Regions from separate parts of the Homo sapiens genome. Here region 2 is linked to region 1. Evidence: read pairs that join two places in POLR2A ChIA-PET (ENCODE). Cell type or tissue: PC-3. All regions are shown on one strand. Links, peaks and the distances in the headings refer to the core of each region. The heading gives the core; the rest is flanking DNA.

Region 1 (5,380 bases), core at 227-5,226:
TAGAGGTAGCCCTGATTCCGTGGCACTGACACCCCCACCTCAAACGCAGCCCCCCATGATGTTTCGTCTCTGGGGAAGCACAGCCGTGGCTGAACAGACACAGGCGAGCCCCTCAGCCCAGGTGCCTGTCCCCACACCCCCCCAGGATCCAGAAACCTGGGGCACTCACAGGGAGTTCCTGCTCAGTCCCCAACAGGAAGTGTTCCTGCCTGTGTTAGAACTGGGCATGTCCTTGCTTTCGACCCTGAGAAACTTGTCTGGCTGGAAGGCACAGATTCCTAACATTTTGAGGGACATTTTACTTTTCCTGAGAGTTTGACATTTTATTACCTATGGCTACATAACAGACTACCCAAAAGCGAGGTACCATAAAAACAACCAAAATGCTATTTGCCCACAAATCTGTGGGTCTGGAATTTAAACAGGGGATACTGGGTGCTGTTCCCTGTCTGGGGAGCATCACCTTCACCTAGACATCATTTGCTTTGCTTAAACATTCCTGATCTTTTGCATACCCAAGAATGAGTTCCATGTTAACTTGCATCTTGCACACCCAAGAATGAGTTGAAGATGTGGCTTCATCACCCCCATGTCAGGGGTCCCGGCTGTTGTAGCTCCGGAGTCCGGAGGGTGGCTGGGTCAGCTTGAACATGTGCACATGTCTGGCTGAGCTTCTCATTCTCCTCCATATAGTCTCAGGGCCTCTCACTCTCCATGTGGCCTCTCCAACAGGAAGGTAAGGCTTGTTACCTGGTGGCTCAGGGTTCCCAGGACTACAAATGTGGAATCCACCAAGATTTCCTAAGGCGTAGCCCTAGAGCTTGTGCAGTCTTCAAAGCCCAGCATCTGTCCCTGTCCTGTTTTTTTGTTTTGTTTTGTTTTGTTTTTTGGGATGGAGTCTCACTCTTGTTGTCCAGGCTGGAGTGCAGTGGTGCGACCTCGGCTCACTGCAACCTCCACCTCCTGGGTTCAAGGGGTTCTCCTGCCTCAGCCTCCCGAGTAGCTGGGATTATGGGTGCCCACCACCATGCGTGGCTAATTTTTGTATTTTTAATAGAGATGTTGGCCAGGCTGGTCTCAAACTCCTGACCCCAGGTGATCCACCCGCCTCGGCCTCCCACAGTGCTGGGATTACAGGCGTGAGCTACTGTGTCTGGCCTCCTGCCCTGTTCTTCATCCAGCACCCTGAAGTGAGCCCCTCCACGTGTGCCCCTTGGCACAGCTGGCACAGTATCACCTCTGTCACATTCTATTGTTTCAGGCAGCCCAGATTCAGTTGAGTGATCTATAGAGGGCATGAATACTAAGAGGTGCATTTCACTGGGGGCTACCACTGTAACAGATGACTACACATGTCCTATCTTTCCAGGTGGAGTCTAACTCTTCAAGGGATGCAGGGATGTGTTCTATCCCACAGCCCCTTTCAGAATGGCTCACACCTAGGAGTTGCTTGATCTACATTCATTTTATTGAGAAGGGAACAGGGAGATCACAGACGCCATGGGGCCATCTTGGAGGGCCTGTCATGCTCCTTACCCCTTCCTCACCAAGCACTTCCTCTGGCATTGGCTGGAGGGAAAGGTAGCCATTTGGGCTATGTTTGACAGATGAGAAAGCTGAGTCTCAATGAAGTTTTTAGTTTATACACTTGCCAAGGACCAAATGATAAATTGGCAGATTGAGGTTGAAAGCCTAGTATGCTTATTTTTTGTTGAAAACTAGGGAAATAAATTTACTTTTCAGAAATTGATTTTCAGGTAAATTTCTCTGAATGCATCTAATCTGTAGAGCAACATATATATGTATTTTTTTTACATTTTTGTTTTATTATTTTTTAATTTTAATTTTTTTTTGAGACTGGGTCTCACTTTGTCGTCCAGGCTGGAGTGCAGTGGTGTGACCATGGCTCACTGCAGCCTGGATCTCCTGGCTCCTGGGCTCAAGTGATCCTCCCACCTCAGCCTCCCGCCCTGAGGAATGTGCCACTATGCTTGGCTAGTTTTCTTGTATTTTTTTTAGTAGAGAGGGGTTTCTCCCATGTTGTCCAGGTTGGTCTCAAATTCCTGGGCTCACGTGATCCACCTGCCTCAGCCTCCCAAAGTGCTGGGATAACAGGCATGAGCCATCGTGCCCGAGGGCTTGTGTTTGACCAGACATCACTCTCCATGAGTCATCCAGCACTGTGCCTTGCATGGGGACATATTTGCTATTTGTGTGGTTTGTGTCTTTTTGGCATACAGAATTACCTTTCTTTCCTTCTTGAAACTGTGGATAGGTTATATGAGCAATCATGAGGTCACCACCACCTCCACCAATTTGGAAATAGGGAACTAGTATTTCCCTTGGAGAGTGGGTGGCCAGGTTTTACAAATAAAAATACAGGGTGCTTAGTTAACTAGAATTTCAAATGAACAACCAATCACTTTTAATGTAAATATATCCCATGAAATTTATGGGACATGCTTATACTAAAAAATTACTCATTGTTCATCTGAAATTCCGATGTGACTGAGAATCCTGTATTGTTTTGGCAATTACAAAACGGTAAAACTGTAAAACCAATGCATATGGATTAGAAGAAATATAAAGTTCTAATGTAAAGAAATGTAAAGTTACCTTAAGAGATCAGAATGAGTTCTTTAGCAAGATTTGGTTACAACTGAAGTTTGTAAAAAAAAAAAAAAAAAAGGTATATTTATAAAAACACTTCTAACCTCTTGTAAGGTACCTTAAGAACATGTCAATCAGAAAGGGGGTTAGGGCCGGGCGTGATGTCTCACGCCTATAATCCCAGTGCTTTGAGAGGCCAAGGTTGGAGGATCACTTGAGCCCAGGAGTATGAGAGCAGCCTGGGCAACATAATGAGACCCCATCTCTACAAAAAAATAAAAATTATCTGGGTGTGGTGGCCTACGTCTGTAGTCCCAGCTACTCAGGAGGCTAAAGCAGGAGGATTGCTTGAGTTTGGGACTTTGAGGCTACAATAAGCTGTGATCATGCCACTGCACTTGAGCCTGGGTGACAGAGCAAGACCCTATCTCAAAAAAAAAAAAAAAGGTGAGGAGATTGATCAACAATACAAAATGAAGGGTCAAAGAGAAAAACTTTGGGCTCGGTGTGGTGGTTCATGCCTATAATCCCAGCACTTTGGGAGGCTGAGGTGGGTGGATCGCTTGAAGCCAGGAGTTTGAGACCAGCCTGGCCAACATGGAGAAACCCCATCTCTACTAAAAACACAAAAATTAGCTGGGTGTGGTGGCACATGCCTGTAATCCCAGCTACTCGGGAGGCTGAGGCACAAGAAATTTATTGAACCCAGGGAGCGGAGGTTGCAGTGAGCTGAGATCGCACCATTGCACTCCAGCCAGAGCAAGACTCTGTCTCAAAAAAAAGAGAGACAAACTTTGGTCATTCTCCTGAATGCCATCTGGAAGCATCAACTTCCAGGCTGAGATGGCTTGGATCTTATTGTGGAGATGCACTTGCCAAGTGTCTTAGTCAGCTTGGGCTGCTACCACAGAGTATCATAGGCTGGGTGGATTACACAACAAGCATTCATCACTCACAGCAGAGGCTAGGAAGTCCAAAGTCAAGTGCAAGTATAGTTGGGTTCTGGGGAGGGCTCTCTTCCTGGTCCTGAGATGACCAACTTCATGTTGTGTCCTCACACGGCTGGGAGAGAGAAAGAGGATGCACCAAACTTTGAGGGGTAGGGACCATTAGGGTCATCAACTAATTACCCATGTTTACCAAGAAAGCTTGTTATAAATTGGCTTCCCGGCCGGGCGTGGTGGCTCATGCCTGTAATCCCAGCACTTCGGGAGGCCAACGTGGGTGGATCACCTGAGGTCAGGAGTTCGAGACCACCCTGGCCAACATGGAGAAACCCCGTCTCTACTAAAAATACAGAAATTAACTGGGTGTGGTGATGGGCACTTATAATGCTAGCTACTTGGGAGGCTAAGGCAGGAGAAGCACTTGAACCCAGGAGGCAGAGGTTGCAGTGAGCTGAGACTGCACCACTGCACTCCAGCCTGGGTGGCAAGAGTGAAACTCTGTCTCAAAAAAAAACCAAAAAGGAATTGTCTTCCCGTGCCTCCCGGGAGTGAAGGTACTATCTATGAACCTATGTCCCCAGCCCTCTGAAGGTGACGATTCAATACAAAGCCATTGGGGTTTTTCTACATCATTGTCTCTATGAGCTTGGATGATATGAGGCTGATCCATTCTTTGATTCTTTTTTTTTTTTTTTGAGACAGGATCTTGCTCTGTTGCCCAGGCTGGAGTGCAGTGGCATGATCTTGGCTTACCGCAGCCTCGTTCTCCTGGGCCAGGTGATCCTCCCACTTCAGCCTCCTAAGTAGCTGGGACCACAGGTGCATGCCACCACACCTGCTTAAGCTGATCCATTCTTGCTGTGCTGGGTCACCCCCAGGTGACACTCAATGTCAGTTAGTTGTGTTTTATTCCAACAACTACACTTTGTTTTTCTGGATCGCTGCTACAGCAAATGGCAGATTCCATTTCTTCAGGATATAAATGCACAATAAGAACAAGTAGCGACCAGGCTCAGTGGCTCACACTTGTAATCCCAGCACTTTGGGAGGCCAAGGTAGGCAGATCACCTGAGGTCAGGAGTTTGAGACCAGCCTGACCACATGGAAAAACCCTGTCTCTACTAAAAATACAAAATTAACTGGGCATGGTGGTGCACTTTGGGAGGCTGAGGGGGGTGGATCACTGGAGTCCAGGAACTCAAGACCAGACTGGGCAACATAGCAAGACTCCATCTCTAAAAAAAAAAATTAAGATTAACCAGGGTGTGGTGGCATATGCCTGTAGTCCCAGCTACGTGGAGGCTGGGGTGAAAGGATTGCCTGAACCCAGGAGGTCAAGGCGGCAGTGAGCTGTGAGAGCACAGCCTGGGCAACAGAATGTCACCTTGTCTCTAAAAAAACACAAAAACCAAAACAAAACAACTCACTGCATTATTTTAAAAAAAACATATGTATCTTATGGGCCGGGTGCGGTGGCTCATGCCTGTAATCCCAGCACTTTGGGAGGCCGAGGTGGGAGGACTGCTTGAGCTCAGGAATTCAAGGCCAGCCTGGATAATATAGTGAGACATCTATACTACAATTCAAAACAAGAATAAAAAAATTAGCTCGGCATGGTGGCACACACCTATAGTCTTAGCTGCTCAGAGGGCTGAGGTGGAAAGAATGCTTGAGCCCAGGAGGTCAAGGATAAAGTGAGCCCTGATTGTGCCACTGCACTTCACAGAGTGAAGAGTGGGTGACAGAGTGAGACCCTGTCTCAAAAAAAAAAAAATAGCTAGGTAGATAGATGTATCTGCAAATGATTCTTAGGAGCAGCCCAG
Region 2 (5,380 bases), core at 202-5,201, 97 kb before region 1:
ACATTGGTCCAAGACATCTGCTAGAGGGAGAACAGTCTGAGGAAGTGTAGTCAGCTTTGATAACCTTGCGCCTTCTTATCCTTACATTCTTTTGCATCTTTGTTTGAAAATGTAAACACTTTGCTTAGAGCACCTCTCTCCATCTAAATCAATTGGCTTTGCTTGACAGTAAAAGGGTGTCTTGTTCCCGCAAGCCTGGAACTCTGTTCTTCTCCCTGCACCTCCATCATTTCCAGGCAAGGTGGGCCAGTGAGCAGGCGAGGAAGGGAGGAGTGGGGAGGAGAGTGGGTTTTAGGGATTTCATGGAGAACGATTTGCCCTAAGACAGACCTCCTGGTCACCTCCTCCATATGCTACCCTACAATAAGAGATGTTTCCTCCTTTCCATCCTAAGGAATGGAGTTCCTGCAATGATAGAAATTTCCCAGAAACACTTGCTAGAAATTATCAAAGACAAATATGGCAACACCATCCTGTCTTCTGATACCCCACATGCCTCCTTTAGACCAAAGTCAGATGAATTCTGTTTAATAATATTGATGTCTCTGCTTTTGCAAGTCTCTTTTTCCCCACTATGAATATTATACATGTCCCCTACTGAAAATTTAGAAAACAAAGAAACACAAATTTTTACAAATGTAATAATATCTACACAAGGCATGGTGGCTCACATCTGCAGTCCCAGGTACTCAGAAGGCAGACAGGAGGATCACTCAAGCTCAGGAGTTAAAATCTGCAGTGAGCTATGACCTTGCCACTGTACTCCAACCTGGACAACAGAGCAAGACTCCATCTCTAAAAACAATGAATCTGGGAAAAGAAGTGTAAAAGATGTGAAATTGAATGTATGGTAGAAAGGGATGTGCTGAGAGTCAGAAGACTTGGATTATAGCCTCATGTCTGCCATAACTATTAATAGCTGGGGTGATCTTGGGCAAGTAACTTATCCTTGATGATTTTTTTTTCACTTATAAAAGGAAAAGGTTAGGCTGGGCAGACCTGCTCTTCTAGCATTCCAGGATCACAGAACGGTTCAACAGGAGACATAATAACCAGACTGTCAGGGTTTATATTCCCAGCACTGCCACTTATGAGTTGTTTGACTTTGGGTAAATTTCACAGCCTCTCCATGTTTCAACATCCTCATCTATAAATGAAAAATGATATTATCTGTCATATATTGATGATTTGGTGAATGTTGGCTACTGTTATCTTTTTCTTTCTTTCTTTCTTTTTGCAATAGGGTCTTGCTCTGTTGCCCAGGCTAAAGTGCAGTAGTGCTATCTCAGCTCACTGCAACCTCCACTCCCAGGCTCAAGTGATCCTCTCGCCTCAGCCTCTCAAGTAGCTGGGACTACAGGAGCGTGCCACCATGCCTGGCTAATTTTTGTATTTTTTGTAGAGATGGGGATTTTCCATGTTGCCCCAGACTGGTCTTGAACTCTTGAGCTCAAGCAACTGCCCACTTTGGCTTCCTAAAGTGCTGGAATTACAGGCGTGCTATTATTATCTTAAACATGGCCCAGTCTACCTTTCCAGCTGTATCTCATGTCACACAAGACCTCTTTTCTGAAAGCCATGGGTGTCCAATGCTGTCTACCCAGCAACACCATAACCTCTCATGTCATTTGGGATCTCAACTTTGTGATATCCAAAACCGAGTGAATAATTTCTATGCACCTACAGCCCATGTCTCCTTAACTGTTTCCTATCACAGCAGATAATACCAACACCTACTCACTTGCTCAGCGCAAAGACCTGGGATTCAACCAGATACCCCTTTCTCCCTTACTCCTGAGAGCCAATCAATCATTAAATTAACCAACTCTGTCTCCTTAATGTTTCTTTAATACATCAATTTCAGTCATCTTCACTGCCACCCACCCTACCAGTATCTCTTGCCTGGGCAACTCCCATGGTGCCTTATTGGTCTTCCCGCATTTGCTCCTGCCCCACACCTCCTTCTAGCTTCCAATTCATTCCTCCACTGTGGCCGGAGCAACTTTTTTTTTTAACTCTATGTTTAGACATTCCACTTTTCTGCTTAGAGGGCTTCAGTTGTCTACCACAGCTCTTAGAAAACAGCCCATTTGTAATGAGTCCTGAATGATCCCTCAATCTGGATGCTGCCCACCCCAAGGATCCCCCCCATGCCCCTCTCTCTAAGGATTTCTGTGCCCCAGTCACACTGCTCCCTTTCCATTTCTGGAACAATCTAAGCTTCTTTTTGCCTCGAGGCTCTTACGTGTGGCCAAAACTATTCTTCACTTACCTTTTACCCAGCTAACTTCTCATCCTTTGGGCTCCAGCCAAAATAGAACTTCCTCAAGGGAAAACCTTCCCTCTCTCCCCCTATTAGGTTAGATCCTTCTATTATGCCTCTTTTTAGTCCATTTTCCTTAACTGTACTTTTTTTTTTCACTTGTAAAAGGAAAAGGTTAAATGTATACCCATGTTCATAGCACCATGATTCACAATAGCCCAAAGGCAGAAGCAACCCAAGTACCCATCAATGGATGACTAGACAAACAACATGTTATATACATGCAGTGGAACATCGTTCACCCTTCAAAAGGAAGAAAATTCTGACCCATGCTGCAACACGGATGATTTTTATGTGATTCTCCATAGTGTCTGTCTTGCTCATTGGCTTGTCAGTGCCTTCAGGGCAGAGATTTTATTATTCACTCTCTCTTCCCAGCACTTGGCTCCATACCTAGGATACAGCAGTTCCTCCATCAATATACAAAAGAATAAGATTCAGAGAGAAATGCAGAGGCCAGAGATGGGGAACCACACAGCCCCAGGAGCCTCCGTTTCTGCCTGCTGGGTTCCAGCCCTGAAGAAGCTCAGCTGTCCACTGTCCATGGAGGCACAGACACGTCATTTAAATTCCTTTACTTAAGGTGGCATGAGGTCCTTTTTCTTTCTGGAGAGCTGGAAATTTGCTTTTTCCCTCTTCAAAAGAAAGGCTGCAGCGAGCCTCATGGGCTGGGTGTGGTGGCTTATGCCTGTAATCCCAGCACTTTGTGGGGCTAAAGCAGGAGGATCACTTGAGCCCAGGAGTTCGAGACCAGCCTGGGCAACATAGTGAGACACCCCCATCTCTACAAAAAATAAATAAACACAATTAGCCAGTTGTGGTGGTACACACCTGTGGTCCCTGCTTTTTGGGAGGCTGAGGTGGGAGGATCACTTGAGCTCAGGAAGTCAAGGCTGCAGTGAGTCAAGATCACGCCACTACATTCCAGCCTGAGCAACAGAGTGAGACCCTATCTCAAAAAACAAAAAGCAAAACAAAGGAACAAAAAAGCCCTCAAGGCCTTTCATTTAATAGCAAGGGTAATAACAAACACTCATAGAGTCTATCTGTAAAACATTCATTTAAAGACCACTCATTTAATCTTCATGACCAGCCCCTGAGGGGGATATGGTGATAGCCTCCTCATTGTTCAGGTGAGAATCTGGAGGTAGGTGTGGACTTGGCACAGAACTGGGAAGTAGCGAAGGTCAGATTCAAAACCTGGGTAGTCCAGCTCCAAAGTCCATTGCCGAACCATTATACTGGTTGCAACGCCCTGCCCCAAGTGTAGCATAAAAGTGTTTGTAGAATAGACATAAGAGACATGGAGTAGCTGAGTGTTAGGAGAAGGCTTGCTCCCCATTCCCTTTTTCTTCTTTGAGTCTGCCCTCCCCGCAACAACTGCTGAGGCTTTGCCCCTTTGCTGGCTGGGCCCTAGAAGAGATGGAATGACTCACTGGATTAATACATTTGGGAAGAACTATGTAATGAAAAATAAATATTATAAATCTAATATAAACTATATTCATATTAATAAAATATTTAATATATTATAAATATATAGTTTATATAAATATTATTTTTATATTATATTATATATGACTGTTAAATTTATTTATTTTATTTTTTATTTTATTTTATTTTTGAGACAGAGTCTCACTCTGTTGCCAGGCTGGAATGCAGTGGCGTGATCTCAGCTCACTGCAACCTCCGCCTCCTGGGTTCAAGCGATTCTCCTGCCTCAGCCTCCCGAGTAGCTGTGATTACAGGTACCCGCCACTATGCCCAGCTAATTTTTGTATTTTTAGTAGAAATGGGTTTTCACGGTGTTGGCCAGGATGGTCTCGTTCTCTTGACCTCGTGATCCGCCTACCTTGGCCTCCCAAAGTGCTGGGATTACAGGCGTGAGCCACCGCGCCCGGCCGTTAAATTTATATATAATACATGAATATATAACATATTAATATGAATGGCTTTCCTCTTAGGCACTGAGCTTCCTGCAGGCAGCATCTATTCTGCATTACTCCACCCTAGGCCAGCCCCCGCCTGGGGCCAGCGTGGCTGTGACCAGGTGGGAGAGTCCACCCCACTCTAACTTTAGGCAGGCCCATTTGGCTCTCAGACTAAGCTAAGGTCTTCACTTAGCCTTTATCAGAAATAAAAGTGTAGGACAGGCATAGTGGCTCATGTTTGTAATCCTAGCACTTTGGGAGGCCAAGGCATGAGGATTGCTTGAGCTCAGGAGTTTGAGACCAGCCAGGGCAACATACTGAGACCCCTGTCTCAGGAAGGAAGGAAAAGAAAGAAAGAGGGAAGGGAAGGGAAGCAAAGGAAAGGGAAGGGAAGGGGAGGGGAGGGGAGGGGAGGGGAAATGGGAAGGGGAAGGGGGGGAGGGAAGGGAGAACAGGAAGGGGAAGGGGAAGGAAGGAAAGAAAGAAAGAGAAGGAAGGGAAGGGAAGGAAGGAAAGGCAGGCACACTCTACACCCATTAGGATCTTAAGGGAGTCCTGAGTGGTCTGGGTGGAGGGCTGGGGTTCAGTGCCAGGCCCCTCTGACTCAGACAACCCAAGCTGAATTCCCAGTGGCAGGCACTCAGCCATGAGCTAAAGGATCATACCCCACCTTTACTGGGTGTTTGGGGTCCCCACCTTTCAATTCATTTAATTCTCACAAAAACATCCCTATGAGGAAGCAGCAATTATGATCCACATTTTAGAGATGGGGAAACTGAGTCACAGAGGCTTTAAGTCACTTGGGGAAACTGAGTCACAGAGGCTTTAAATCACTCGCCTGGGTCCTGTAGCTTTGAATGGTAAGTGGCAGCACTGGAGTTTCGCCCTCGGCAGGCTGGTTCTGGAGTCCACACTCCTAACCTTTCCCAATCCCTGCCTGGGCTGCTTCGGCCAAAGAGACACCAGCTGATGGCCCTCAGAGACACCAGCCACCAAGACCTCCCGAGGGGTCTTGGCATCCCTAGTGTTCCTGTGACTCAAGCTCAGCCTTCCAGACCCCCAGCCCCTCCTTGTGCTTCCGGCAGGCGTCTCCTTCCGTGAGCAGCAGATGGGGGAGCAGGAGCCG

Evidence for each region. ChIA-PET counts read pairs that join two places held together with the same protein. Peaks named below come from ENCODE experiments on the same cell type or tissue, not always from the same donor. Only the 100,000 strongest peaks of a DNase experiment are listed, where the experiment ranks them.
Region 2: POLR2A ChIA-PET joins it to region 1 with 7 read pairs; 9 of 35 experiments call an interaction of 5 or more read pairs at or near these places.

The regions. Positions count from the first base shown.
Region 1 is chr17:64,989,324-64,994,703 of GRCh38, reverse strand. No RefSeq gene overlaps it. Among named protein-coding and RNA genes, the nearest start is that of GNA13, 65 kb to the left of the region's middle. In PC-3, for the core only: no CTCF peak of the experiment used is centred there; DNase peaks (open chromatin) are centred at 2,213 and 3,553; H3K27ac peaks cover 1,589 bases.
Region 2 is chr17:65,086,056-65,091,435 of GRCh38, reverse strand. All of the region lies in intron 2 of LOC105371864 (a long non-coding RNA gene), which reads left to right. Among named protein-coding and RNA genes, the nearest start is that of GNA13, 32 kb to the right of the region's middle. In PC-3, for the core only: no CTCF peak of the experiment used is centred there; a DNase peak (open chromatin) is centred at 2,595; H3K27ac peaks cover 1,444 bases.